7 separate regions of the Homo sapiens genome follow, and all the other regions are linked to region 1. The links are chromatin loops, found by intact Hi-C in ENCODE. Cell type or tissue: natural killer cell. All regions are shown on one strand.

Region 1 (4,000 bases):
ATCTAAAATACAGGCTAAAATTTAATTGAAGAAAAATTAATAAAGAAATAATTTTAAAATGTCATTGGCTTTAATTAAATAAAAAGCACTTCAATTAAATATCAATTATCCATATTTAATATTTTAAATACTACCTATGTTTATGACAGTAATATACATTTTTCCCTACTAGGCTGTTTATAACTTGTATCCTATGCTCAAAACATTTAAAAATATAATTTGGCTAGAGAATTTCAGGATATTTATTTCCTAAATACTAGGTTTCCATAAACATAAAACTCCTGTTTTATATCATTGTTTATTTAATATCACTCTGATATTCTCTATTTTCGTTTAAGAGTGCCGGCTTAAAAGCATTTAAAACAATCAAACCTGCTAAAATTAATGTTATTCAATGCATTTTAAATTAAATCCATTAAATCTTACATATATGTAATGTGCTTTCAACTCATGAAGCCTTCGACGAAAACAAATTCTAATCCAGCCCAGGAAAGTGAAGAGTTAAGTGTGCAATTTAGGAAAGAAATATGGCAAGTCCATATATGTGACTCAGTCTTCGAGTGATGTTTATATCACTCTAAGACAGGGAATCCTGTCTCTGTCTGCACTATATTATGATCCTTGTCATCGCCTGCCCTGGAGCAGTTGCATATGCATCTACTTCTCCCACTAAGCAAGTCTCTCTTGAAGGGCAGAAGCAAACGAAACCTTTGTAATTTCCATGAGGCATCCCATAGCAATTTGCACAAAGCAGTCACACAATCAATGTTAAGTTATCAGAAGAGCAAAGTTCTTGACTTTGCCTTAACACACAAGACCCACGAAAAATGAAAGGAAAAGTAACTTACACACATGGGGTGGGGTTAGTGGTAGTGGTGGTAAGAATGTTAGCAAGAAACCTCGAATGAAAATATTAAAATGTGTTGTGACTTAATCAGTCACTGATGTACTTAAACAAGAGTCAAGATTTTTTTTTAAGTAACTTTTCATACTTCCCAAGTTAGAAGCTGGGGAAGCTTCATTATTTTGTTTGAAAGTTCTCCGAATTAGACACACCCATATGACACAGCCAATGTAAATAATTTGTTCTCCTGGTGTTGCCACTGCTGAACAATGATGAACGGATCAACAGTACAGATATTCCCCAAGGAAGAGTGACCTACTGTGTAAAAAATACATCCCGAAACAAGGAACTGTATTTAGGATAGGTTTCTACTTTCTGAATTCTGGCACGCCCTTAGTCCCTAACTGCCTATGAATCAGTCTCCTGAAAAACCTGCAACTGATCTTTCAAAAGCAATGCAATTCAATTAAACAAACATTTATTGAGCGCCCACTGTATAAAAAAGCACAAGAATGGAAACTGAGGGAAAAGGGCCTGCAAAGGAGACGGATAAGAAGCAACGTTCAGAATAGAAAGAAAAGATACAGAAGAGAGGGGTGTATGGAATACAAAAGAGGAACTGGTCAACATTCTCAGATGTCACAAGGGGGGAGAGCTGAGATTCTAGAAGAAAAGGTATCAAAATTCTTACTAAGTAAATGCAAACAATTGGGATCAATAAATAATAAGATGAGTGTCTTTCCATGTAAAGAATGATTCTGCCTTATAAATCTATTCCCCAATAATAAGTTCTAGTTCTATTAATGTCACTACTAACCTCCCTACCATCCAAACTTGAGATTTCTTCCTTTTCCTTTTAATAAGAAATGTGATCCGTTACCAAGTCCTATTACTCGCACCCACAAAATTTGTGTACTGCACAAGGATGTGAAAAGGAGAGGAGCATTGAAACCAAAGACATATCTTTAATAATTTTCCAGCAGATGGCAGTCAAGTGTCTTATTCTAATAAACATATTACAACAATTTTCTAACAGATGGAAGTAAAATGTCTTAAAGAAGTGGTACTTTTTTTTTTTTAGTTAGGTCTCACTTTTATCACCCAGGATGGAGTACAGTGACACGATCACAGCTCACTGTATCCTTGACCTCCTGGACTCTGGTGAGTCTCCTAAATCAGCCTCCCGAGTAGCTGGGACCACAGGCACATACCACCATATTGGCTAATTTTTTGTATATTTTGTAGAGACAGGGTTTTACCGTGTTGTCTGAGCTGAACTTGAATTCCTGGGCTCAAGCAATCTGCCCACCTTGGCCTCCCAAAGTACTAGGATTACAGGCGTCAGCCACCGTGCCCAGCTGGGGTGACCTTTTCATAATTCACAAAATGCACTAAGCAGGTCAGTGGTGGTCCTGCCCACAGTATTTCCTATCTATTTTCCAGCCTTCATTCTGGCTGCAGCTACCACAGATCTGATTCACATAGTATCTTGCAATAGCTTCCAAAATGATCCCCTAATTTCTCCATACTTCAGTCCATCCCACAAGCATTTGAAAAAATTCCCAAAAGTGCTGTTTTGCTAGTAAAACTTTTCAAAAAATCTTCAGTGGTACTGTTATTTTCTTCAATCTCACATTCAAGGCCCTTCATAGCATGTCCTTAACCTTCTCTTTTAGTCTATTCTTTCACTGTGCCCAGGAGGTGCCCTACTCCTAGCTGAACCTAATTACTCTCTACCTTACATATGTCCTGTCCTTCCCTGCCTTGCTATCTTTGTTCATGTCATTTCCTCTGCCTTGAATGCTATCCAAACTCAGTCTTCCTGCCATAAGTGCTAAATTACATTCAGTAGTATATTCTGGGGAGAGGTTTTTGGATGACTTAATATTGTCTTCAGCAAGCATCTAAAGAAAAATCCCCTCACTTTGGCTTTGGTTGGTATTCCAGTTATCTATTGGTGTATAATAAACTACTTATAACTCAAGACAATTATTATTATTATTATTATTATTATTATTATTATTATTATTTTGTATTTTTTTGTATTTTTAGTAGAGACAGGGTTTCACCGTGTTAGCCAGGATGGTTATTTGTATTATATCTCACAGCTCTGTGAGTCAAAAATTCGGGCAGAGCTTGAGCATTTCTTCTGTTCTGTGTAGTGATGTTAGAGGTTGCTCTAGGGTACTGGTAGTCAGAAAACAGTTGAAGGACAACTTCACTCACATTTGGTAGAATGGCTAGAAAGTTGGGTTCAGCTGGGAACGTCAACCAGATCATCTATACACATGCCTCTACAGCATGATGGCCTCAAGCTGGTTGGACTTCTTAAATGGTGGCTCCGGGCTCCAAGAGCAAGTGTTCCAGAAAACAAAGCAGAAGTCACATGGCCTTTTGCAACTGACCCTTGTAAGCCAGGGTCTCTTTGGCCATATTCTATTGACTGAGGCAGTCATCAGCTCGTCTAGATTCAAGAGGAGGGGGCGTCGACACAACTTTTCAATGGGAGAGTGTCAAAGAATATGCAGCCATGTTTTAACACTGCCTAAGTTAGGGAAGAAGGGGGATAATATGGCAGACTGTCTCCCAGAAAGTCTGAGCCACTTCTCTTACTGTTCCCTGAATATGTCATGGTCTTATACTTTTTCCCCTCGTATATCTTTCCTCTGCCTGGAAAGCATCTCCATTCCTCCTTCTTCCCTACAAGCATGTCTAATTGTCATACACCTTTAAGGTCTTCATCCCTAAAGGACCAGCTTAAATTTCCCTTCCTCCAAGACTCCTTCCTAGATCCTTTCAGTCAGTTTTAATCTCGTTTCAGGTTCCCTGGTACTTTTTTCTTCATGATAGTACTTTTCCCATTTACAATTTTACATTAGATTTTCATTTATGTACGAAGCAAAAAAGAGAGAAAGGCAAAAAGAAAAATAGAATGCTGTAAGCCCCGTGGCCTTGTAAATTCTCAGTCAAGTTTAAAGAGGGCGCAAAATGCTCGATGTAACCGGACTCTTATGGAATCAAGTAGAGGGCCTGAGTCCTCTGTCCAGGCTGATGCCGGATGAAGGTGACCCAGCACATGTAGACAACATACTTTAAAATATATTATTTATATGTTTATTCTAAATTAATAGCAGTTGTAATTCCTGTAGAGTCCAG
Region 2 (4,000 bases), 79 kb after region 1:
GCCTATAATCCCAGCTGTTTGGGAGGCCAAGGCAGGCGGATCACCTGAGGTCAGGAGTTTGAGACCGGCCTGGCCAACATGGTGAAACCCTGTCTCTATCCAAAATACAAAAATTAGGCAGGTGTGGTGGTGCATGCCTGTAATCCCAGCTACTTGGGAGGCTGAGGCAGGAGAATCACTTGAACCCAGGAGGCGGAGATTGCAGTGAACAGAGACCATGCCACTGCACTCCAGCCTGGGCAACAAGAGCAAAAACTCCGTCTAAAAAAAAGAAAAGGAAAAGAAAACAAATTTCATTTCATAGGATCATGTATGAAGCTTTCTGCTCTTTTTCTATTTAATGATTTAATATATTGAAGGAAATGTAATTACCCAGAAATTCTGTGGTTTTATTTGCTTTTTGTTTATGGCTCAACTAAAAAAGAAACTGTAACTTTATATTTTATGAAGTCTTTTTCAAAGTGTCTCAACACATTATTTGATGACATACAATTATTAGAGAGTGAACTGTAGTGCTTCTCAGCCTTGCATGAACTCTAGAATCATCTGGAGAACTCTGGGGGGAAAAAATCAATTCCTGGGCCTAATCCCAGGACCTTTTAATCAGAATCTAGGAATGGGTCCCAGCACCAGTATTTTTTTCTAAGTATCCCCTAATGCACAGAAGGGTTAGAATCACAGAGAGATAGATCCCTAATTTACGTTTGAGTCAACTAAATCCACTGAGTCCCCGAAAAAAATGAATGACTTTCCCACAATTAACTGTGCCAAACAGAAGGCTCAGTTCTGCCTCTGAGTACAGTTGGCACCTCTCCTCTTCCTTCATGCAATTGCCTTTCACTGTACATTCAAGGAGTTAAGGAAGGGTGGTGTACCCCACACGGGGATGGCCTAACCTAACTTTTTCACCTCCGAAAAACTGAAACTGAAACGCTGCTAGATTAACAGGTAAACCAGAATCAGGTAACAGTGACTGAAAATACTGTTAATTCTATCCATTAGACACACAACTCCACATTTCTTAATAGAAAAACAAGCATCTACATCATGAAGTTAGTTGAAAAATCCTGGCATACTTGCTTTGCAATTTAAAGGTCAAAAGTAAAAACACAAAAACTGCTAAGTAAATTAAATGTAAATCGAGTTTTTCTGGATATCCCGATACGTGGGTAAGGAGACAGCGATAGGGTAAGTTACTTTTTAATCCATAAACACTCTAATTTTTTAAAGATCTGGTATACATTTTTTGTAAGAACAGGCAATAAAAATAGGAAGCACATGTTGAAAACCTGTTTAGTTTTTGTCACTGTTTTAATTAAAGCCTTCAACCCTAGACAGAATCAAAGTGACTTACTGTCCCTCATTCCTTAGAATGTAAATTTTTATGTATACAGCTAAATTTCCACTTTTAAATAAAGGAAACAACACAGCGATGAAGAGACTACCTTTAAAAGTTCCATATAAAAATATGATAGTTTAAATGAAGTATGTATATGTGGTTTGGTTCCCAGAATGAGGAATTCCATAGGAGATAATCTTAAAAATAACTCACTTATTTTCAATATCTGACTGATCATTGAGACTGGAAAACAGAAGGTGAGACTAAATTACATATTTCAATGTGTTTTAAGTATTTTAAAAGGTGAAATCCAAGCTGCTGTGAATTATTAAATTCTGGTTCTAAATTCAGCAAGTGTTACAAAATAATTAGCTTAATGGAAACTAGAAGTTCTTATGCCCTACTTGAAGAAGCACCTGCATATTCTGAAAACCATGATGCATTTCCCTTGTACTGTAACCCAATTCCTTTAATCTCTACAATAGTGTTTGCCCAATTTCATTCTGCCTGCTTCAAAGTTATATTCAATATTTGGTCAACAATATTAGTGAACCAACAACAATATCTAAATTGTTCCTTTTCATTTATATCCTATTACTTTTTGTTGTTATTTTTCCTTCTTTTTGCTATAACATAATAAGCTAATTCATGCTTTTGTCTTAGTTTTGGAAGGAATTATATCCTAACATTTACGCAATATCCCTTTTCCTAACTTAAAATAACTATGAGCTTGCCACTACACTAGTAAATTTGTAATCAACTTAAAGATAATGTCTTAAAAGTACAATTAAACATGTCATAACAGGAGAAAACCCTGGTAATTACGAATAGTGCCATGCTTGCTGGATTTTTAAATAGTAGTATAAGGCTATGAAAAATCGCCACCCAGTGATGCAAATGAAAACTGCAATTTGTTTTTGTGTAAAATGAGTACCCTGGAGGATTACTTCAACTTCATTACTGAATGAAGGAATAGCTATTACCTTCTTACGTGAATAGGAACTGGTTACAAGGGAAAGGATGTTTTTCTACAAGAACTTTTTTCCCTTATTCTTATTCGGCACCACTAGACATTTTACAGAGGCTAAAAGCTTTCGAAATCTTAATGCGGAGAAAGGTTTTCTGTCCAAATGTGAGCTAACTGTATATGAACAGCCCAGATATTCCTATTACCAAAACAAGTGTCTAGACTCTGCCCAGACCTGAATTTCAAGTCATGATGTGTTGATTCCATCAACTCTGCAATGCCATCTAATAATTGTGACCTAAAACCTATTTGTGTTAAGCAGAAATGCTTGCCTAGGGGAAAAGGTATTCTCAAGTGGAAAAAAATAGATAATTTATAGCTTAAACAACATAATTTACTCTGACCTTTCTAGAAATGGGTTATAAAGGCCACATAAGGAGATAATCTAACAAATTCTGTGGTGTCCATATTGATAAAAAGTTGTTGCTACAAATATAATCATGTTTATAAGTTTTTACTTAGCTTTATCATTTAGACATCAACAAACACACAAACCAACAAAATATATTTATTTTTCTGTAATGTACGTATTGCACACGATGCCACAAAAAAAGTTATGTGGATATATGCTAACCATGATACATGTGTATGCAACTAAAAAAACTATCAGAACTAATAAATAAATTCAGTAAGGTTACGGCATACAAAATCAACATACAAAAATCAATAGCATTTTTATATGCCAACAGCAAACAATTTGAAAAAGAAACCAAGAAAGTAATCCCATTTATAAAGCTACCAGTAAAATAAAATACTTAGGAATAAATATAACCAAAGTGAAAGATCTCTAAAATAAAAATTATAAAATACTGATGAAAGCAACCAAAGAGAACACACATAAAAAAAAATGGAAAGATATTCCAAATTTATGGATTGGAAGAATCAGTATTGTTAAAATGTCCATACTACCCAAAACAATCTACAGATTCAATGCAATCACTATCAAAATACCAAAGACATTCTTCACAGAAATGGAAAAAATAATCCTAACATTTATATAGAATCACAAAAGACCCAGAGAAGCCAAAACTGTTCTAAGCAAAAACAACAAAATTAGACGAATCACACTACCTGACTTCAAATTATACTAAAAAGCTATAGTAACTAAAATAGCACAGTACCGGCATAAAAACAGACACATGGACGAATGGAACCAAATACAGAACCCAGGAATAAATTCACACATTTACAATGAACTCATTTTCAACAAGGGTGCCAAGGATATACATTGGGAAAAGGAAGTCTTGAATCAGTGGTGCTGGGAAAACTGGATATCTATATGCAGAAGAATAAAACTAGACCCCTATCTCTCGCCACATACAAAAATCAAATCAAAATGGATAAAATACGTAAATCTAAGACCTGAAACTACGAAACTACTAGAAGAAAGCATTGGGCAAATGCTACAGGACAGTAATCTGAACAAAGATTTCTTGAGTAATACCCCACAAGCACAGGCAACCAAAGCAAAAATGGACAAATGGGATTACATCAAGTTAAAAGGCTTCTGCACAACAAAAGAAATGATTAATCAACAGTAAAGAGACAACCCACAGAATGGGAGAAAATATTTGCAAACTACTCATCTGACAATGGATGAACAATCAGTATATATAAGGAACTCAAACAACTCA
Region 3 (4,000 bases), 270 kb before region 1:
TGACTTTCTGTCTTGATGACCCATTTAGTGCTGTCAGTGGGGGGCTGAAGTCCCCTATCCACTATTATTGTATTACTATCTGTTTTCTTAAGTATAGCAGTATCTGCTTTATGAATCTGGGTGGCCTAGTATTGGGTGCATATATATTTAGAATTGCTATATCTTCTTGTTGAATTGATCCCTTTATCATTATATAATGACCTTATCTTTTTTTCCCTGTTGATTTAAAATCTGTTTTATCTGATGTAAGTATGACTACTCCTGCTCACGTTTTCTTTCCATTTGCAAGGAATGTCTTTTTCCACCCCTTTACCTTGAGTCTTTACGTGTCTTTAGCAGTTAGGTGGATTTCTTGTAAGCAAGATATGATTAGATCCTGCTTTTTAATCAATTCTGCCAAGCTGTATCTTTTAAGTGGAGCATTTAACCCATTTATGTTCAGAATTAATATTGGTATGTGAGGTTTTGTTCCTATCATAATGTTAACTTACCTAGTTGCTTTGTAGTCTCAGTTGTGGAACTGTTTTATAAGATCTGTGAGTTTTATCCTTTCATGTGTTTTTATGATGGTGAGTGTCAACCTTTCATTTCCATGTTTAGAAATCCCTTGAGCATTTCTTGTAGGACCAGTCTAGTGGTGATGAATTCCTTTGGCATTCACGTGTCTGGGAAATACTATTTCCCCTTCACTTACCGAGCTGAGTTTACCAGCATACAAAATTCGTGGCTGACAGTTTTCTTTTTCTTTTAAGAAGTCTGAAATTAGGCACCCAACCTCTTCTGGCTTATAGAGTTTCTGCTGAGCATTCTGCTGTAAGTCTGTTGGGGTTTCCTTTACAGGAGATTAGATGCTTTTCTCTTGCTGATTTTAGGATTCCTTTCCTTCACACTGACTTTGTCTGAAGACTATTTTGGTCGAGTCATCTTGCAATATATCTTTTGGATTTCCTTGAGCCTCTTCTATTTCAACATCTAAATCTCTAGTAAGATGAGAGAATTATTCCTCAATTATCTCCTCACATAGGTTTTCCAAACTTTTTTCTTTTTCTTCTCCCTCAGGAAGAAACCTTCTCCCTATGACAAGGTTTGGAGGTTTTACATAATCTCATACTTCTCAAAGGCTTTATTTTTCAAAATTCTGTTTTCTTTTTCTAGCTGGATTAACTTGCAGGACCTGTCTTCATGCTCTGACATTCTTTCTTCTCATTGGTTTAGTCTACTTGTTAAAACTTTCAACTCTATTTTGTAATTCATTCAATGAATTTTTCATTTCTAAAAGTTCTGGTGGATTTAAAAAAGTATCTCCTAATAAACTGTTCATTTATATCTTAAATTGTTTTTCTGATTTCTTTGTATTGTTTTTGAACTTTCTCTTGGGTATCATTGAACTTTAGTATCAATATTCTGAATTCTTTATCTGGTATTTAAAAGATTTCATTTTCATTAGGATCTATTGCTGGAGAGTTAGTATGATCCTTTGGAGGTGTTGTAATACTCTGTTTTTTCATACTTCCAGAATTGTCTCTCTAGTTCCTTCTCATCTGGATAAACTCTCTCTTCTTATTTTTGAATTTACTTTTGTTTGGACATGATTTTTTTTCCATCTTAAGGATGAGACTATAATATATGTTGTGTATGGCCTTTTGGCTTTTATTCTGGGTGCTTTCCACTGAAAGCAAAGTTTCTATGAGTTACTTGGTTTCAGACATGCTTTGTGTGATGGCTTCTCAAATACTAGTTGTAGAAGTGATGTACTGGGCATGTGAACAAACTCACTGCCTCTTGGGCCAGGATGGTGGAGGTCTCAGGAAGTTTATCTCATTCCCCAGAACTGTGCACTTGTGTTAGCAGATTTTGTATTGGGTTGTGCAATTTAACCTACAGACCAATAGGTGGTGCTTATGTGTAAAGGCCAGCTACAGCAGAAGCAGATGGGTATATGCTTGATCTTTGTTTACTGGAAGGATCTCTCTGTTGCTTCAAATTGGCCAGACTGTGTAATGCACAGTAGCCTGAGATCTCTGCTCAGCCCCTGATGGGGACAAAGCTGGGTAGAGCTAAACCACCAAGCCTGCTCTTCAATACTCCAATGGTGGACACAATCACTAGCCCTGAAGCGGGTGGTGAGAGGAGCTCCTGGTAGAATGTGACAAGCTCTCTATGTGGGGGAGGGAACTGCCTCAGCTCCATACCTAGGCAGGCAGGAACATGATTTGCTTCCCTGTCACACCCCTGTTAGGCACTTGGGACACTCTGACGGGACAGACAACACTGTCTATATCCACACTGCAGTGTAGCCAAGAGCTGTGAAATCTGCCCATCTCACAGCTTACTGCCAAACTATCTTTGGTGTAGAACCTGTCTTCAGCCTAAAACATACATCTTTGTGGTTCTCCTGATTTCTGTTGCAGGAACATAACAACTCCACATATAAGGGGGAGGTGCCCCACCTTTCACACAAGCCTGGGCCCAGCTTGAATAAATTCTTATTTTTTAGATTATCAGTGCGGACACAGCCATACCTAATTGCCCTAGAATGGCTGTCTTGTGATACGCCTGTACCAACCTCCCATAGGAGCAGCCATGGCTGTGTTCGCAGCAGTGGACAAGCTGCAGAGGAGAGATATCCCTTCTCCACATCTGTGCTTAAGCACTGAGGCCACCTGGCTGCTGGGATGGAACCCTGTTCCTCCCTTGAAGAGCCAAGCACAGTGCCCACATCTGCACTGGAAGTAGCAGTCACTCTCAGCCAAGTGGGGAGTTCTCGGGCAAAGGACAGCACACACTTTTGTGCACTGCACTTTCCCTTCCCTTAGGAGCAGCACTCCCTGAGGGAGAGACCACTGAGAATCCTGCAGCTCCCCTGGGTCCAGCCAGCACTATGTGGCTGCTACAATCTGAGTGAGTGCCAGGGAATGTCTGTATGGGATCCAGTGATGTCGAGACACAAGGGCAGGACCTGAGGTTCCTTGGGCAGGACTCAGTCCTTCAACAGGCATGTCCCAAATATATTGGGCCTGCCATCACAGCTCGGGTCCACAGGGAGGGTAAGCAACCCAGCATGAGCTGGTAGTCTGGTGTAATGCCCTCAGTAAGTCCCCAAATCACCACCCACACCAGTGTTTGGGTTCATAAGGGCAGAGGAACTCTTGAATACCAGCAGTTTGCTGCGAGGGGAAGGGGAGCCCAAAACACTTCCACCTATCCTTTCAACAAAATAGCAAGTCCCTTGGGCTTCCTAGCTAATCTCTGCCAGCCTCTTTTTCCTTCTTTTTCTGTGTCCTAGCTTCTTCCTGTGAGTTCTCCACTGGACTCCAGCACTCTCCCCTTGATATTCTATTCAAGTTATGATTATTCACCTGTAACTATGGTTCTTCTTTCTGAGAAGTGGTGTCTGATGTCTCTTGTCAGCCATCCTCTTCTCTGATGAAATACTTCAAGTGTCTTACCAATTTTTAAAGTAGATTATTTATCTTCTTATTGATTTGTAAGAATTCTTTATATATTCTACATAGAAGCCCTTTATCAAATACATGATTTGCTAATATTTCTTCAAGTCTGTGGCTTGTCTTTTTATTCTCTTAGTGGTGTATTTTGAAGTATAAGTGTTAATTTTATTGAAGATCCAATTATCTTTTTTTCTTTTAGGGCTTTTACTCTTGAGATTGTATCTAAGAATGTCTAATTAATATATTCTAGAAGTTTTAGAATTTTAGAGGTTACATTTAGGATTATGATTCACTGAAAGCTGATTTTTCTCTATGGTGAGAGCTAGGACTTAAGGGTATTTTGTACATACAAATATTCAATTATTATAGCACCAATTGTTGAAAAGACTGTCTTTTTCAATTAAATTGTGTTGGCTTCTTTGGCTAAAATAAACTGACCACAAATATAAGGGTTTATTTCTAGATTCACAAATTTTGTTCCATTTACCTATAAATCTTTATGTGTGCCAATACTATACTAACTATATTAATGTAGGTTCACAGGAAACATT
Region 4 (4,000 bases), 170 kb after region 1:
TGCCTCCCGGGTTCAAGCAATTCTCCTGCCTCAGCCTCCCAAGCAGCTGGGACTACAGGTGTGTGCCACCACGCCCGGCTAATTTTTTGTATTTTTAGTAGAGACGAGGTTTCACGATGTTTGCCAGGATGGTCTTGATCTTCTGACCTTGTGATCTGCCAGCCTCGGCCACCCAAAGTGTTGGGATTACAGGCGTGAGCCACCATGTCCGGCCAAAAAAATTTTTTATAGAGATGGGGTCTCACTATTTTGCTCAGGCTGGTCTCAAACTCCCAGGCTCAAGTAATCCTTCCACCCTGGCCTCTCAAAGAGCTGGGATTACAGGCATGAGCCACTGCAACTGACCCTTCTCTCATGTATTTTATAGGTAGGTTTTGAAGATGAAGGAAGAAATGTCAAAGTGCTTTAATGATGTCAAAAGATCCTTAGAAATACAAAGTATCTGTTAATAGGTGCGGGTATACTGACTTTTAAATAATCAAATTTGAACGAACTCCTCTTAGTGGAAACAGTGATAAGAAAATGGTAATATATTAAGATTATTTCATATTTAAGTTTTTCTCACAAACTTTAAATTGGTCAGAACTTGTGAAATTACCTGAAGTATCAATAGATATAGATTTTGCTTTTAGTTTTCATAGTTCATAAATTATAGGAACATAAAAGCCTTCAAGCTAGTAAACTGCCCTTTCTTAGAAATAATAACTCTAGCTAGTTTGTATTTTATTTGCAACATTAACTCAATTATGTAAGAATCATTTCAGTTCATAAAAGTATTTTGTAAAATTATGTCATACCAGGACAGCTAGAAACTGGTGTTCCCATATTAATGAGACAAAGCGCACATCGAGGAAGTGGTTTTCGACAGCCAGGACAACTTGTGACTTTAGATTTCGTTGGTGAGCCACTCACACCATACTGACTAAAACCTCTGCCCTGATGAGGCACAGCTGAACAGCTGTAGGAGATTGACTTGCCACAGAAATTGCAACTCACAAAAACCTACAAAACAAATGAAAGAAAAAATAAATGTAATGCAAACCATAATGGAATGCTAAATAACTTAGTGTGCGCCTAACAAATTATTTTTAAATACTTTTAAAAAACTTTATTTTATATTTCAAAATTGATCTGCTAAGGTTGACTAGCTTTCATTTAAAATTTATACCTAGCAATTACATTTTTGGGGTACTTCCTTTTTAATTATATTCTTACTAATACCACTGAAATTGGTGGAAGAACTCAAACTTTAGACTCCAACATTTTAGAAATAACAATGACTTCAGAATTCACACTGGGCCATTACAAAATATCCCAATATGACTTCTAAACCACAGTTCAGTGATATAATCTTCTGAACAAAATTTTCTTATAAAGAAAACGCTGTTCCTAAGACAAAGAGAGTTAACAAACTTATAATGGTAAATAGTTAAATTTTTAGAATAATAGCAATAGAAGCTGTTCATTTTGTTTTTACCGTAAATTGCTAGGCTCTTAATCACTTATCATATAGATTAGTAACATGTACTACCATGTAATGCTATTTTATCAACACTCTGGTTTTAACATAAGCACTTTCTCAAGTTCCTAAAATAAGAAAATAGCACCATCCAGTGCTCATATTGAGGATAACATAATATTTAATATCTGAACTAAGACACAGTGATTTAATGTGGTATACCTTATGTGACAACAATCTCATTTTTTAAACTAATGCTAAAAAAAAATTTCCATGTGTAATTAAACATATAGATATAGGTAATACTGCTAAAGTCTAAAAAACCCAAATCCTGCCTTACTGCACATAAATAATGCTAAAAAACTTAATACACAAGTGGAATTTATAAGATAATGTAATAGTTTAGAATCTGAAAGGGCTGGAAATACACTGGAAAACTTCAGGCCTGCTGTGGTTTGTTCTATCTGCGACTAAAGCTCAAGCCACTGAGATGATTGTTAGCAAGAAGCAGAACCAAAGGACAGGAAGATCAAGGACAAAGTTCAGTCTACAAAAGACAAAGACATCAATGGGAACTCAATATAAGCAAAATAATGAGCTAATAGTAACTTATTAAATTGAACATCAACATGTTACAATTTGATTTTCTCCAAAACAATGTACTTACTTGTGCTAAAGGCTTGGAACTGGGATCCAACTTACTCCTGTGAATATCAAATTCAGCTCGTTTATGCCAAAACCTCCAGGCATCTAATAAATTTCTATAATTCTCAATCCAGTACTGAACCCTTTCATCTTTAAGAACATCTAAAGGTGAACCCTAAAACGAAAACATGAATTATTTCAATTGTTTAAAATCTCCTGGCTAGGCCAGAGACTTCTGGGTAGCATGTAAGTATGAGTAACACAGAAGAAATAGGCCTTTTTTTTTTTTTTTGCCAAAAGCTGGCTCCTAATGAGAATAAAGAAAATTTATGGAAGCTCCATTAATTTATCTCAAGCTGGGTTCCACTAATGACATAAATATGTACTTTATATATCATACCTGCCCAGGGAAGTCTAATTCTCTACCTTTTAGTTAAGTTTAAGAAAATAGAACTTCGTGGTTGAATGTTGTAAACAGTGATACGAATACCCTTTGTCCCAGCAATTAAAAACCTCTGGGTTCACAAACTCTGTTTACTATCAAATCCAAATGTAATACAGGCTGGGCGTGATGGCTCATGCCTGTAATCTCAGCACTTTGGAAGGCCGAGGTAGGCGGATCACTTGACGTCAGGAGTTCGAGACCAGCCTGGCCAACATGGTGAAACCCTGTCTCTAGTAAAAATACAAAAATTAGCCAGGTGTGGTGGCAGGCGCCTATAATCCTAGTTACTTGGGAGGTTGATGCCTGAACCGGGAGGCGGAAGTTGCAGTGAGCTGAGATTGTGCCGTTGCACTGTAGTCTGGGTGACAGAATGAGACTCCATTTAAAAAAAAAAAAAAGTCCAAATGCACACCAAAATTGCTCAGTCACATCTGAACTAACAGTTAGCTTGGTCCTTCCTATCTAGCAATGCACGGTGAACTGAGATGCTGCTTTTATATATCTACTTATCTGTAAGTTAAACCTGTCTATTCTTACTCTTGCCTTCAATTAAAACATACATTTCTTGCCTTAAAAATAATAACAGAACAAGAAAAAGCAAAACCAAACCAAATACCTTCTTAGTTCTTTTGCCCGTAGCCACAGTTAAAAGCAACACCTTGTTTTAGTTAAATTTACTTTAGAGTTCTTCTCATTAAGATCTTCAAGTTCTTGCCAGTAATAATTTTCCTAAAGTTGTATTTTCCCTGGCAGCTGTGACATTCCACATTTCATCTATGCTTGCTTTAGGTTTTCTTTTTTTCTTTTCTTTTTCTTTTTTTTTTTTTTTTGGAGACAGAGTCTCACTCTGTCGGCCAGGCTGGAGCGCAGTGGCACGATCTCGGCTCACTGCAACCTCTGCCTCCCGGGCTCAAGCAATTCTCCTGCTTGAGTAGCTGGGATTACAGGGGTGTGCCACCACCTAATTTTTGTATTTTTAGTAGAGATGGGGTTTCACCATGTTGGCCAGGCTGGTCTTGAACTCCTGACCTCAGGTAATCTGCCCACCTCGGCCTCCCAAAGTGCTGGGATTACACGCATGAGTCACCGTGCCCGGCCGCTTTAGGTTTTCTTAGAAGACTTTCAGCCCTGTCCAGGATATCTTCCTTAACTTTACATAATGGAGAAAGGAGAGAAAGTCTCTACTTCCAATGATGCTTTGGCATCAATCTGAAGGTTAGTTTTCTCAGTCCTACTTGAGGGCCAATAGAAAAGTGAAATTTCAGAGAGAACCTGGCGTATATCTTACTTATAAAAAAAAAGAACAAAAATCTGTAAGAGCTAATATAATCTTTAGACATCCAATCAAAAACTGAAGCAACATATCTTTCATCTATTAAATTCAGTGTTAATTACCAGAGTTAAATTTAGCTAAAAGAACATGTGAAACACATAGCTTACAATTTCATTTC
Region 5 (4,000 bases), 110 kb before region 1:
TTAGGAAAAAACACACTCCAAGAATACAAGGCATATAACACTTTTCAGCAAAGGGTTGGAAAAATGAAGTCACTTCCCCAGAGCAACAGAAGGTTAGTGGCATCCTTGTGAACCTCGCTCTTGGGTGTTTGAAAGCAAGGAAATTCAGGTTTAAGAACAGACAACTACATTTTTCCTGGCACAAAATTCCAGTAACCACCATGAAGTCTATTAGGAGGCGCCAACTTTGCAGACGCACTAACAATTGGAGACCTCATCTACTTAGCTATATCCAACTAAATTATGAATATTTTATTAATATGAAAGTCATCTATATTTGGCTTCTTTTAAAACCTCCTGCTTTTTTCTGCAACCTATGCCTCAGACAGAGATAAAGTAGTATGCTATAAAAGCAAAATATTGATGCATTAAAATTTAGAAACCAGCCTTAACTAAAACAGCAATAGAACCTATTAAAAGAACATGAAACCAGGTATAAAACACTCTTCCAACACATTCAATTTACATGCAAAGAAGGTAGCTGTATCAAGCATATTTCTAGAAAACAAGTTACAAAAAGAAGAGGTAATATCAAGCTCTGGCTGTCTATGCCTTTAAATTCTAATGTCTATAAATAAAAGACGTGCTTCTTTGAACAATAGCCTGAACAAGCAACACTGTCACTTTATCTCCCTAGATAACTATCCATTCTATTCTGGCTTCAGCTGGTATCTGCTTGCATTACTGTGGGGTGAGGTGGAGGGGCAAATCTGAGTTAGAAGCATCAGGGGACAGAGGTTAGGAGAAGGTGATATAAGCTATGGCACAGTTAAGGCAGTACTCAAGCTTTTTATTTTTTATAAGAAGCTGGTCACTAATAAATGTCTGTCTAGCTATTAAATGCCTGAGAGTTGGTGTCCTGCACCTATGTAATTCCTAAGCAATAGTCTCCTTTCACTTGGGAGAAATCATATTGCAACGGCAAAGATTGTTTCCTCTTTTTCTCCAAGTTCCCAGTACCCAGAACAGCACCTATATATACAAAGTGCTCATTAAATGTTTTTGAATGGCACTAGATCTGGTCCCCTTCTTTTTCAGATACTCTAGGCACTCAGACTTGATTTTAAAATTGAAAGGTTAGGTCAAAGAAAGAAATAAAAACCCAGGATATGTTGTCACTGATACAGAAATTAGGGGGGAGAAGCTGAATTCACAGAAGATTTCTATCTCCATGTGGCCTAGGTGTTAGTTTTGCCTAGAAGTGAGGGCTCCAGTTCAAGAACGCTGTATTTCAGTAGCAAACTAAGAGGCTAGGTTAGAAGGCAGATTATTTTCTCTGTTCCTTTCCTAGTCTCTGACATCATTTTGGTTTACCTTCTGGCTCATGATTTTTTTTTTTTCAGTATTTTTTCCATTTTCTCTTCTTTCTCTTTCCTTCAATATTTCTACCTGCTTGTGCTCCGTGGTTCTCCAATCTTTCTTTTAAAAAGAAAAAAATGTTCTCCCGACTTCCTCTTTTCAGAACTCCAGCTGAACGTACATACAAGTGCAGAAGGGGAAGTAAGCAGGCTGTTACTTGCTTCTGTAATCTGTTCCATGTATTCTTGGAAAAGTGGTTTGTCTGAAGCTGGAAAAATCTTCTCTACTAGCCAACTAGAGTGGGGGCGCGGTGGAAAGAGGAAAGAGAAGCACTTCAGGAAAGGAACCAGGCAAGAAATAGTGCGTTAAATGCAGGATCCTATTTAATACTGGTTTTGAAAACACAAAAGGCTGTTTCAGTGATTTTTTAAAAATTGTTTTAAAGTTGCTTTATAGAAATTCATAAACTCCAACCGTAAGCTGTCCAGGCAGCTCATATTTTCCCAGTAGGCCTTCCCGCCTCATGATTCTCAGCACACATTTCCCCTTTCTCTTCTCTCCTCTAGCCCTATATCACCAGCTTCCTCCTCGCTGCTGGCAGGTGGGCCAGCCTCCTACTTCACAGAGAAAACAGCAACCACCGAGTGAGGATCTCCTCTATCTGCTCTACCCCCCAACAAATGTATCTGCATTTGTATCCAACCCCTTCCCCAGAGCTTCCAGGGCTGCAGATCCACCCAGTGCAAACTCTTCAAGGACATGGCTTCATCAATTAGGGGGAGTCTCCTAATTGCTAATCTTTCCTAGAAGCAATTAACCATTTTTTAAAATTCGACTCAACTCTATATTGCCTATTGGAATATCACCTTCCTAACTCCCATACTATCTTTCTATGTTTTTTTCACAGCGAGGCTGAGACCATTGTTGGCACACACTGTCTGCCATGCCTCCCTCACCCACTGCAACCTGCCTCCTGCCTGCACCCCTCTACTGAGTCTGCTTTCACAAAGGTTACTAATAATCACTCTCTTGCTAAATTCAGAAAATGTTTGGAAGTGCTAATCTGAAATGACCACTTTGTAGCACTTACTGCTACTGACTCTGAATTTTTAGTTCTTGGCTTCGGTACACTTGTTAGTTTTGTTTTCTACATGTCTAGCTGCTTATTCTTTTTGTCTATTTCTCAAGTGATGGTGTTCTTTAGGGTTCCATTTCTGTTCCTTTACTCTTCCTAATCTCAACACACTTCTTCGGATGAGCTTATCTGATATGGAGCATGCCTACTGCTCCACTCTTCCACTCCCCCAAAAGTAATATGTATGTAGATACATGCACATATACCAATCTCAAACTCGGATTTCTCTCTAGAGTTCCTGATCCATATGTTCAACTCCTATTATACATTTCCTTTTGCATATTCCACAGGACATCTTACACTCAACATGTTTTAAACCTGGCTCTTAGCTTAGTCCCTTCCTTACCTTAACCTTACCTCAAACTTAATGCTCTTCCAATCTTCCAATATTTTCTCTATCAGTGAAGAGAACCTATATAGTTGCCCAGCACAGAAACCTGTATCATCTTTGACGTTTCCCTCCCTCTCACTTCCTCCATGCAATAAATCACTGAGTCCTATTGACTTTTCTGCTTTTAATATCTCCCCTAATTCATCCATTTCTCTTCAGGTTCATGTCATTCTCTTCATTCAGGATACTAAGGTCTTCTTCCTGGAATGCTGCAAGAGTTTCCCATGTACAGCTTTACTACCCTACACTACACTCTCCCTACCACTTGTAGCATATAAAACACATTCTCTTCCTTGCTTAACATTCCTCAATGCCTTTGAAAAAAGACCAAACTCCTTATCACGACACACAAGCATGACCTGGCCTTGCTTACCCCTCCAATTTCTTGTACTCTTATTCCTAAACTCTTTACTGCATCCATACCAAGCTATCCGCTGTTAACCAAACCTTTTCATGGTGCCTACTGCTTTCCACTCCCTCAAAAGTAGACATGTATGTAGATTCATGCATGTGTGTGTACACACACTTTCTCTTTAGTTCTGAGCCTTGGCTCATTGAATTACTTAAACCTAAGTTAAGACATCCTCTCTTCTACTCCCTTCATCTTGCCTATTTCAATTTGCCCTTCCAGGTCACACAAGCCTCTTTTAGAAAGACTTCCCCAACTAACTCCCCAAACGTGGGCCAAGTAACCATCCCTGTGTTCCCTTAACAGCTTATGCATACTTCCCTCACAGCACACATCACACTCGACTAGAATTCCCTGTCACCCCCACAAACCTACGGGCTGTTCAAAGCCAGGGACTACAGCTTTCATTCCCATTTCCTTCCCAGCCAGCACAATGTGGGGCTCATAACAGATAATCAATACATGTTTACTGAATGACTGAATAATCTAAATCTCTTCATAAATTTTATATTCACATTTCTTCTAAATAAGTTAGGAATTAGGATGTTGGCCCTCAATTCCTGCATTTGTTTCTTTGTTTTTCTAAGATTTTACCAAACCCATTTTGCCCGTTATCACCAACATGATAAACTATGGATGGTATTAAATGCAGAGATAAACTGGTTTGTGACTCCAGCTACATCCATTTCCTCAAGCATGAGATAAGTTATTCCTTGACTTGCCAAAT
Region 6 (4,000 bases), 370 kb before region 1:
CATATCTGAGAAATGTTTTGGTAAATTTGTTTTTATATTAAAGAAAAACCAAAATCCTAGAGTCTGATGCCCAGAAACTGAACTTGCTTTGGAGGACAGGGGACAAGGGAACATGGGATTCGAAATTTAATTCTATAAACTCTTAAGAGAGGCTATAATAATAGGATGAACTTATATTTTGATGACATTTTTCTTAAATCTAGCCATCAACCAGTCTCCCCCTTCGCAGCCCCCACAGCATTGATTCCTGAGGGCTTGAGCCCTCCGTGGTGACGTTTTGTTCTCTGTTACTTCAATCAGCTTGCCTGGGACCAGTGGCAGGGACCCCGGAACCTGAAGGTGCTGACAAAGATGACCTGCTGCTGTTGAGTGAGATCTTCAATGCTTCCTCCTTGGAAGAGGGCGAGTTCAGCAAAGAGTGGGCCGCTGTGTTTGGAGACGGCCAAGTGAAGGAGCCAGTGCCCACTATGGCCCTGGGAGAGCCAGACCCCAAGGCCCAGACAGGCTCAGGTTTCCTTCCTTCGCAGCTTTTAGACCAAAATATGAAAGACTTACAGGCCTCGCTACAAGGTAGGTAAGGTGGGGATTGAAATGGGGTTTTTTGTTTGTTCATTCTTTTTGTTTTCAATCCAAAAGCATATTTCTTCCTTCTTTGTCTTTTTTAATGTTTTCTCTATTTTTATTGACTTTTTAACTGGAGACTCAGAATCACATTCCAACTTTATGTTTCAGGGTTTAAAATACATTCCTTTTCATAATTCTCCCCTGTGTTAGCATCAAAGGTTAGATGAGTGGTTCTAAATCATATTGTCATCCTTTGATTTTAGACTTCTTGTGGCATACTTGAGAGGATCAAACTGCTTTCATGGTCAAGGCCCCGTTGACTTGGCCACTCCGCCCTGAGTTCACCACGTTCCCATAAGCATGCCCTCTTCCTGGGTGCTGACTGACATTGCACGGGGCTTCTTCACTCTTTTTGCACACTAAGTTTTATCTTGCATTTCTGCTCCCTTTCTATCCTGATCCACCTCTCCCCTGAGGACCCCCCACTAGATCCACTCTTCTGGTTCTGCCCGAAACACAGGGCCAAACATTACCTCCTCAGCCACAGAAAAAATAGAGTTTCCACACTGATCAGAAGAAATTTCTCAGGCCAGGCATGGTGGCTCATGCCTGTAATCCCAGCACTTTGGGAGGCCGAGGTGAGAGGATCACTTGAGGTCAGGAGTTTGAGACCAGCCTGGCCAACAATGGTGGAAGCCTGTCTCTACTAAAAATACAAAAAAAAAAAAAACTTAGGTAGGCATGATGGCACATGCCTGTAATCCCAAATCCTAGTTACTCAGGAGGCTGAGGCAGGAGAATCGCTTGAACCCAGGAGGCAAAGTTACAGTGAGCCAAGATTGTGCCACTGCACTCTAGCCTGGGCAACAGAGTGAGACTCTGTCTGAAAAAAAAAAAAAAATGCTGGAGGGGTTGTCAACATCAGTAAGGGTTCAAGGTACACCAACCAAGTGCTGGCTGAGAATTGCTAGCATTGGAACACATTGGTTGACAGTGCAAAGCCTGAAACTCATGTTGAAATTTAAATTTTTGAGTTTCTAAACACACAGGCTTCTGAAAGGAAACCATTTTTTAGTATTTCAACACTTTTTCCTTCTTTCATGTGACTTTAATTGTAAAACAGGAATCACTTAAGAAATTATCAAACTGTTTTGGTTTTTCTATGAATTTAGGCTGTCTCCCTAATAAACAGCATGTTTATCTGGCACTTAAAGCTGAGAACAAAACGGTAAAGCTGGAACAATTAAGTAATTATGGGCTATTAAAACCTCAGGTCTTTGGAGATGAGATCATGGACACAAGAGTTGGTGGGCAAGACAAAAAAAAAAGTCTTTTTTTTTAAATGAAATACATGACTCCTTTTATCTTCCTTTGGGAGTCTTATTTCATAGCCATTTCATTTATTTGCAGTAATGGAGGTAGAGATAGCAGGGATAAATGAAATCCAAAAATGTTTCTCCACCCTGAGTTTCACCCCAGGTTTCACCACCTCATTCACGGGAGCTGCAAATGAGTAAGGCTGCCAACTGACTAGAGTTTCATCCCCACCCACCTGTGGTGGAGGTGCTAAGAAGCCCTGAGAGAGTCGAGGCAGAGCCCAGATCCTCAAGTGATATCTTAGGGCTGCTGAGGACTCCCCAGCAGTGTTGCAGAACGAACCCCACTCAGATCCTCAGCTTTGGAAACAAGAGCCCCTACTAACCACAGGGAATGGTTGCAACTGTGTTGCTGCTTAGCCAGGGTGGCTGAGTGTCAGTCATTGTAAGAGCCCATGCACACACATCAGCAGACAGCCAAGAAGTCAGAGCTCCTCGCCCACTTCCTGAGCAGGCAAAGTGAGAGAAGTTCATCTCAGTGCCCACAGTGGGGCTGCCAGACTATGCCTGAGAGCTGTGACAAGGGCAGCGGCCATGGGGAATTGCACTTCAGCCTTGCCCCATATACACGGGAAAGGCACCAAACCACACTGAGGTCTAAGGAGGGAGGTGTTCTGGGAGGGAGAGAGAAACACAAGCTCATGCTACGGAAAGAGAAACAGGAACTGCAAAGGGAGGCCATTTGTTACTCAGGCCAACAACATCTCATTTGAGGTTGCCATCCTACTAGCACTTTAGCAAGTCTCTCATTCAGTCAACAAATATTTACCGGGTCCCACTGTGTGCCAGGCACTGGGAATTCAGCTGAGGACAAAACAGACAAGGCTGTCTGCTGTCCTGGAGCCCACATTGTAACAGGATGCAGACAGGCAGTGAATAATAAGCATAATAATAAGCAAATCGCATAGTAGGCTAGAAAGTGATCGATGTTAGGGAGAAAAGGAAAAAGTAGAGCCTGGGGATAATGGAGTGTTGGGGCTCTCAGGGTAGTAGGTCAGGCTGCAGAGCTGAGTAGGTTCTTACTGGGAAGATGAGATCTGAGCAGAGACTTGCAGGAGGTGAGAATGAACCATGTGGAGCTCTGGGCAGAGGGAACAACCTGTGCCAATGCCCTAAGGTGAGGATATGCCTGGCACAGTGAAGGGTCTTCAGGAAGGACACTTGGCTGGAGCTGACTAAGCAAGGGGGAGGGATGCTCAGAGGATGCAGAGGCGGAGGCCAGGCCACACAGGGACTCATAGCTGTTGGAAGAACTTAGACCTTTTTTCAGCCCAAGTAAAATTGGGAGCCATCACAGGATCTTGAGCCAAAGAGAAACATGATCTGATTTCCTATTTAAAAGGGTCATTCTGTCTGCTAGAAGTTTTATTTCCTCTGCTGGGATTCTATCAAGGTCAGTGTTAAAGGAGTTACCACCCGGGCAAGGTGGCTCATACCTGTAATCCCAGCACTTTAGGAGGCGGAGGTGGGCAGATGGCTTGAGGTCAGGAGTTTGAGACCAGCCTGGCCAACATGGTGAAACTCTGTCTCTACTAAAAATACAAAAATTAGCTGGGTGTGGTGGTGTGCACCTGTAGGTCCAGCTACTCGGGAGGCTGAGGCAGGAGAATCATTTGAATCCAGGAGGTAGAGGTTGCAGTGAGCTGAGATCACGCCACTACACTCCAGTCTGGGTGACAGAGTGAGGGAGACTCTGTCTCTGAAAAAAAAAAAAATGTTGAGTTAACTTGTAACTACTGTACTATTTCCTTTGCATGCAAACAGCTGCCAATGGAATACCTACAGAACTGAAATGATAGGAGGAAAAAAAGCCAAACCTAAGTGGTTGAAACAAGCAGACCATTCAGCTTCTGCCACACTTACAGATTCCCAGCAGGTGCTCCCAGTTCAGGGATCCTTCAACACGTGTTTGTTACAAATGAAGGATGGACATTATGCTTCCATGACTGATCATGTCAAATTCTGCCTTCTATTCTTCTATTAGGACCCTCAATCCCCTCAAAAAAGAGGAAAGGATGAATGTTAGCTTGAGTTTTTTTTTTTTTTTTCACTGCATTCAT
Region 7 (4,000 bases), 340 kb after region 1:
ATGATTTTGAGAAAAGGAAAAAATAAGAAGTTTTAAAATTGTCAGGGACTATGAGATACAGCTGTTTTGGGGTGAATATTAAAGTTTTAGGAGATAAATTGATTCAAGTAATTGAAAATACTTTAAATAATTTGAAATTTAAAGGTGAGAAAATACTTGAGAGGAAATGTAGCAATTTGAGAAGTTTGTTTTCTAGCATTTGTATAATTATTTTCTCATCCCCATGATGATCATGCTGACAGTTGGTACTATCTTCCTATTCATATTAAAGGGTGTCATTGAGAAATGACTGAGTCATATGACAACGGTCATTCAATAATCAATACACATTGCCAATATGTGCATATACTTAGAAAAAAGCCTCTAAAACTTCCATTGACATTCTGGCTACCACGAGTGAGGTATTCTAGAGGTCCTAACACATGACATAGGTGGAATTATGTAATTCATTCCAGAGTTCTGCCTATGTTTGTGGTAGTTGGAGTAGTTATATCTTAATTTTATTTAAAAACCAGAAAGAAAGAAACATAAGGCAGCTGCTATCATCACTTTGACTTCTACCTTATTTTAAAACCCAGTCATTCCTCAGTTTCATCATTTAGCAGAATCTTTAGAGTACCATTCCTTGGAACATCCTTAAGAGGCTGATTCTTTCACAGTGAATTTAATTTGCTTTTATTGTCCCCAAAGTAGAAAAAGCATGAAATCACTTTTGGAACAAGTATATCTTGCTTCCACCTTCTTCTCAAAGAGTGGCAGCAACTTAGCTGGCACAAAGGGAGAGAGTATGATTAAAGCCTCATTAGTGTGTGGGGGAGTAAGGGGGAGGAAAATAATCTAATGGGCTGATTATTTCCTCAAATATTATATTGATATTTTTAGAAAACTCATAAGGTATAATGGGTTGTTTCCTTGTCACTGCTCCACCTTGAAACCTTGCCACTTATTAGCTGTGTGACCTCAGCAAGTCGTTTAGTCTCCCTGAGGCTTAGCATTCTTATCTGTGATTTGGGATAATAATGCCTACTTCACAGGTTTATTATGATAAATTAATAGACTAATGTATGTAAAACATCTTTATGAATCCTAACAAATTCAAATATAATTAGTGGTAGTAGCCATTTTATGCATCACGCTGCCAAATCACACACATTGTAGGATGGATAAGAAGAGAGATTAAGAACTGGTATAGGTAGGAGATCTGGAATGAAGTCAATTAACACATTGGAGTAAACCGCAAAACCAAGGATTAGCAACGGAGGGAAAATGGGACGGGAAGACTTAGAGGGCTGGATTCTTGTGCAGGTCGTGTGGGACCTGTGTAATACAGGATGAATCTTATAATCCAGGATGTTCTTCTCCTTGAGAGGGTGTGACTGGCGATGTAGGGAAAGGACTTTTACAGTTTCACAGCCAAACAGCCGAGGTCTTTGCATTAAATGACAGCTGGAAGAAAGTCTATGGAAAAGTTAGCGTCTTGCATCTAGTCCCAGTCCACATCAAAATGGGAGATGGGTTCTGGAGTCATACCTGGGTTTGAATTGCTTCAGACTGCCTGGTTTTTGGCAAGTCATGTATCCTGCTGTAGCTCAGTTTCCTTATCTGTAAAATGGAATAAGTTGATGTTGATAAGATCAGGTAAGATAATGAATGAAAACTTCCTGCTGCATAATAAACTTAATAAGTATTATTTTTATTTATTATTTATTATAATAGTTTTAATATTAACCAAAGTGAAGATTTACTAATGAGAAAATGAATGAATGTGTTTGCTCTCCTCTTTCTTCTTTCATTTAAAAAGGGAAAGCTTCAATGTGTGAGTTTTAGAACCATCATAAGATGATGTGTATTTTTAAAGGAGTTAAAATTATCCACTCTGCAAGGTTATGGTCTAGGTGGTCTTCACTGAATCATTTGTTAAGTTCATATGCACAAATACTGCAGACAGTCCTGAATTTGGCCGTTTCCTGTGAAAATGAAAGTAGTATCTCCCATCTAGAATCCCTTTGGCGGGCCAAGAGGAAGTGGTATGCCATCTAAACAGTCCGTTATTCTTCTTTTGAGAGAGTGGGTGCAGGGGTTAGGGGTAAGGCTAAGACTGTCATCTTAGGAAAGTGATAGATGTTGTTACCAATGGCGACTCTAGAATTTGCTCGCACGTCTGTTCATTATCTCCTAATACAAGGGCTCCCTCTGCAGGCTCCAACAACCCTCAGCTGTTGCGTGGGAAGCTATGTCCAGCTATGCGACAACCTGTTGTAATTCCTTTATTTGTGAATATTGCTGTATCCACTGACAATAAACTGTGTATCTGAAAATATCACAGGTCAACGCACTTCTTAGGTACCTACGGTGCTGCCTTATGACAAAACCAGTGCCGTCAAATGGCCAAGCAAGACCTGTCCGCAATTCTCTTGCTCACATTTACCAGGTGTGGTGGCCTAACATGGACACACGGCCCATGGAACCACAAAAGATCATTTTCAAAGACCCCACCATAGTGGAGAGACACTACTTCTGTGGATTCTCAGATCATTAAATGCCTAATGTTCCCATCTATCAAAGTATGGTACATATACACTGAGGAACAACTCTCATGCCGTGTTACAGACCAATTCTAATATCTGCAGAACGTTAAGACTTGATTTAAAGTCTATTAGATTCACAAAAGCATTGCTATAAGTCATTATTTTCCCGTAGTTTGAAAGATACAAAAGATTATTTAGATATGTGAAACATAGCTATATGTCAACAATTATATGGATAAGGATGGACAGTTTGTTTTAGGTGAACACTGAAGGACCACAGATGACATGGAACACATCTTAAATTCATTGGCTGAGGCTGCGGGACAGAGAGAACAGTAAGGTATCTACAGGGTCAGCTGTCCTACTGCAGTTGGCCTTCAGATACTCCCAAAGGTTGAGGGTTAGGGGGACGTGAATAAGGGAGACTGTGAAGGAGAGAATGAATAGCAACACTGAGCATTGACAAGGCTGGCCTGAGGTAAACTATGGACCTATTTTAACTGCTTTTCCCGCTTGCTTTCCCATGTGTGGGTATTAGTGTAATTAATACTAGTTGAGGGGAGGTTTTAGCTAACATTCTCACACAAAAAAAATCATGAATTAAATACTACAGTGTCAAATTTTTTCTTAAAACATACTACTTTGTTAAAAAAAAATCTTGCCTTCTCTCCGTATCCCTATGTTAAAAAAAAAATTATGTAACATTTGGTACATCCCAAGAATACACACGACAGATGTAAATTCTAATGATGTTGAATCTACCTGTGTGCTCCTCCCCTTTGCCCAGTTTTAATATCTTTAAAATCATGAATTATTATTAAGGGGGTCTATTACAGCAACACTATCTCAGGTTCACTGGAGAGACTTTTGCTGGATATTGTTTATGGATTTTTAAAAATTGTATTAAAACAATTATGAAAATTAAGCATGCACAAAAGTGGAAAGACTAGTGAAATGAACTCTCATTTACATATCACACTTCCTTAACAATTATCAACACATAGTTGATCTTGTTTTAGCTATATTCTTCACTCCTCCCCTCACCACATTATCCTGAAGCAATCCTCAGACATCATCCATATAAAGCTTTAGCATTTGTCATTCAAATGTAAGAACTCTTTTTAAAAACTTGACTACAATACTATTATCAAACCTAAAACAAATGAACAATTCCTTAATATAGCAAATATCCAGCATTCACATTTCCAAGCTTGTCTTACCCATTTGCTGCAATTGGTTTGTTTGGATTGGGATCCAAATCATGCCCACACATTGCATTTGATTGAAATAGCTCTTAAATCTCTCTTAATCAAAGTAGACTCCTCCCTTGTTTTTAGCTCGCAGTTAGTGTATGTGTTATTTGTACTTGCGGATTTGCTGATGATATCCTCATGGTGTTGTGTAACGTGTTTCTCCCTCTTCCGTCTATTACTGTAAGCTGGTAGTAATAGCCGGCAGGAACTTGGGGACAC

What was found. A loop is a pair of places that touch in the nucleus more often than their neighbours do. Peaks named below come from ENCODE experiments on the same cell type or tissue, not always from the same donor. Only the 100,000 strongest peaks of a DNase experiment are listed, where the experiment ranks them.
Region 2: a loop joins it to region 1, with 15 times the contacts of the local background. A loop is called at or near these places in 86 of 110 quality-filtered maps.
Region 3: it touches region 1 in a loop (3-fold over the local background); 16 of 110 quality-filtered maps call a loop at or near these places.
Region 4: a loop joins it to region 1, with 21 times the contacts of the local background. A loop is called at or near these places in 26 of 110 quality-filtered maps.
Region 5: it touches region 1 in a loop (2.3-fold over the local background); 5 of 110 quality-filtered maps call a loop at or near these places.
Region 6: a loop joins it to region 1, with 2.5 times the contacts of the local background. A loop is called at or near these places in 5 of 110 quality-filtered maps.
Region 7: it touches region 1 in a loop (2.6-fold over the local background); 15 of 110 quality-filtered maps call a loop at or near these places.

What each region holds. Positions count from the first base shown.
Region 1 is chr7:7,759,287-7,763,286 of GRCh38, reverse strand. The region is part of intron 2 of UMAD1 (UBAP1-MVB12-associated (UMA) domain containing 1); the gene reads right to left. Among named protein-coding and RNA genes, the nearest start is that of RPA3, 43 kb to the right of the region's middle. In natural killer cell, CTCF peaks have their summits at 1,616 and 1,818 (motif pointing right); DNase peaks (open chromatin) are centred at 836 and 1,806; H3K4me3 peaks cover 1,262 bases; H3K27ac peaks cover 1,993 bases.
Region 2 is chr7:7,679,903-7,683,902 of GRCh38, reverse strand. The region is part of intron 4 of RPA3 (replication protein A3); the gene reads left to right. All of the region lies in intron 2 of UMAD1 (UBAP1-MVB12-associated (UMA) domain containing 1), which reads right to left. Among named protein-coding and RNA genes, the nearest start is that of RPA3, 37 kb to the left of the region's middle. In natural killer cell, CTCF peaks have their summits at 2,040 and 2,243; a DNase peak (open chromatin) is centred at 2,222; H3K27ac peaks cover 502 bases.
Region 3 is chr7:8,033,998-8,037,997 of GRCh38, reverse strand. The region is part of intron 3 of GLCCI1 (glucocorticoid induced 1); the gene reads right to left. Among named protein-coding and RNA genes, the nearest start is that of GLCCI1, 67 kb to the right of the region's middle. In natural killer cell, CTCF peaks have their summits at 1,681 and 1,884; a DNase peak (open chromatin) is centred at 1,897; H3K27ac peaks cover 524 bases.
Region 4 is chr7:7,593,259-7,597,258 of GRCh38, reverse strand. It overlaps MIOS (meiosis regulator for oocyte development), which reads right to left. Exons shown (of 13, transcript NM_019005.4): 10 at 2,127-2,279; 11 at 798-1,002. Among named protein-coding and RNA genes, the nearest start is that of MIOS, 28 kb to the right of the region's middle. In natural killer cell, CTCF peaks have their summits at 1,452 and 1,651; DNase peaks (open chromatin) are centred at 888 and 1,608; H3K27ac peaks cover 188 bases.
Region 5 is chr7:7,865,962-7,869,961 of GRCh38, reverse strand. The region is part of intron 3 of UMAD1 (UBAP1-MVB12-associated (UMA) domain containing 1); the gene reads right to left. Among named protein-coding and RNA genes, the nearest start is that of GLCCI1-DT, 100 kb to the left of the region's middle. In natural killer cell, no CTCF peak of the experiment used is centred here; no DNase peak of the experiment used is centred here; H3K27ac peaks cover 1,055 bases.
Region 6 is chr7:8,124,443-8,128,442 of GRCh38, reverse strand. ICA1 (islet cell autoantigen 1) reads left to right here. Exons shown (of 14, transcript NM_001136020.3): 13 at 301-570. Among named protein-coding and RNA genes, the nearest start is that of ICA1, 140 kb to the left of the region's middle. RefSeq lists a silencer at 2,163-2,222 and an enhancer at 2,819-3,611. In natural killer cell, no CTCF peak of the experiment used is centred here; DNase peaks (open chromatin) are centred at 2,442 and 2,962; H3K27ac peaks cover 4,000 bases.
Region 7 is chr7:7,422,781-7,426,780 of GRCh38, reverse strand. The region is part of intron 25 of COL28A1 (collagen type XXVIII alpha 1 chain); the gene reads left to right. Among named protein-coding and RNA genes, the nearest start is that of COL28A1, 110 kb to the left of the region's middle. In natural killer cell, a CTCF peak has its summit at 2,221 (motif pointing left); a DNase peak (open chromatin) is centred at 2,180; H3K4me3 peaks cover 571 bases; H3K27ac peaks cover 288 bases.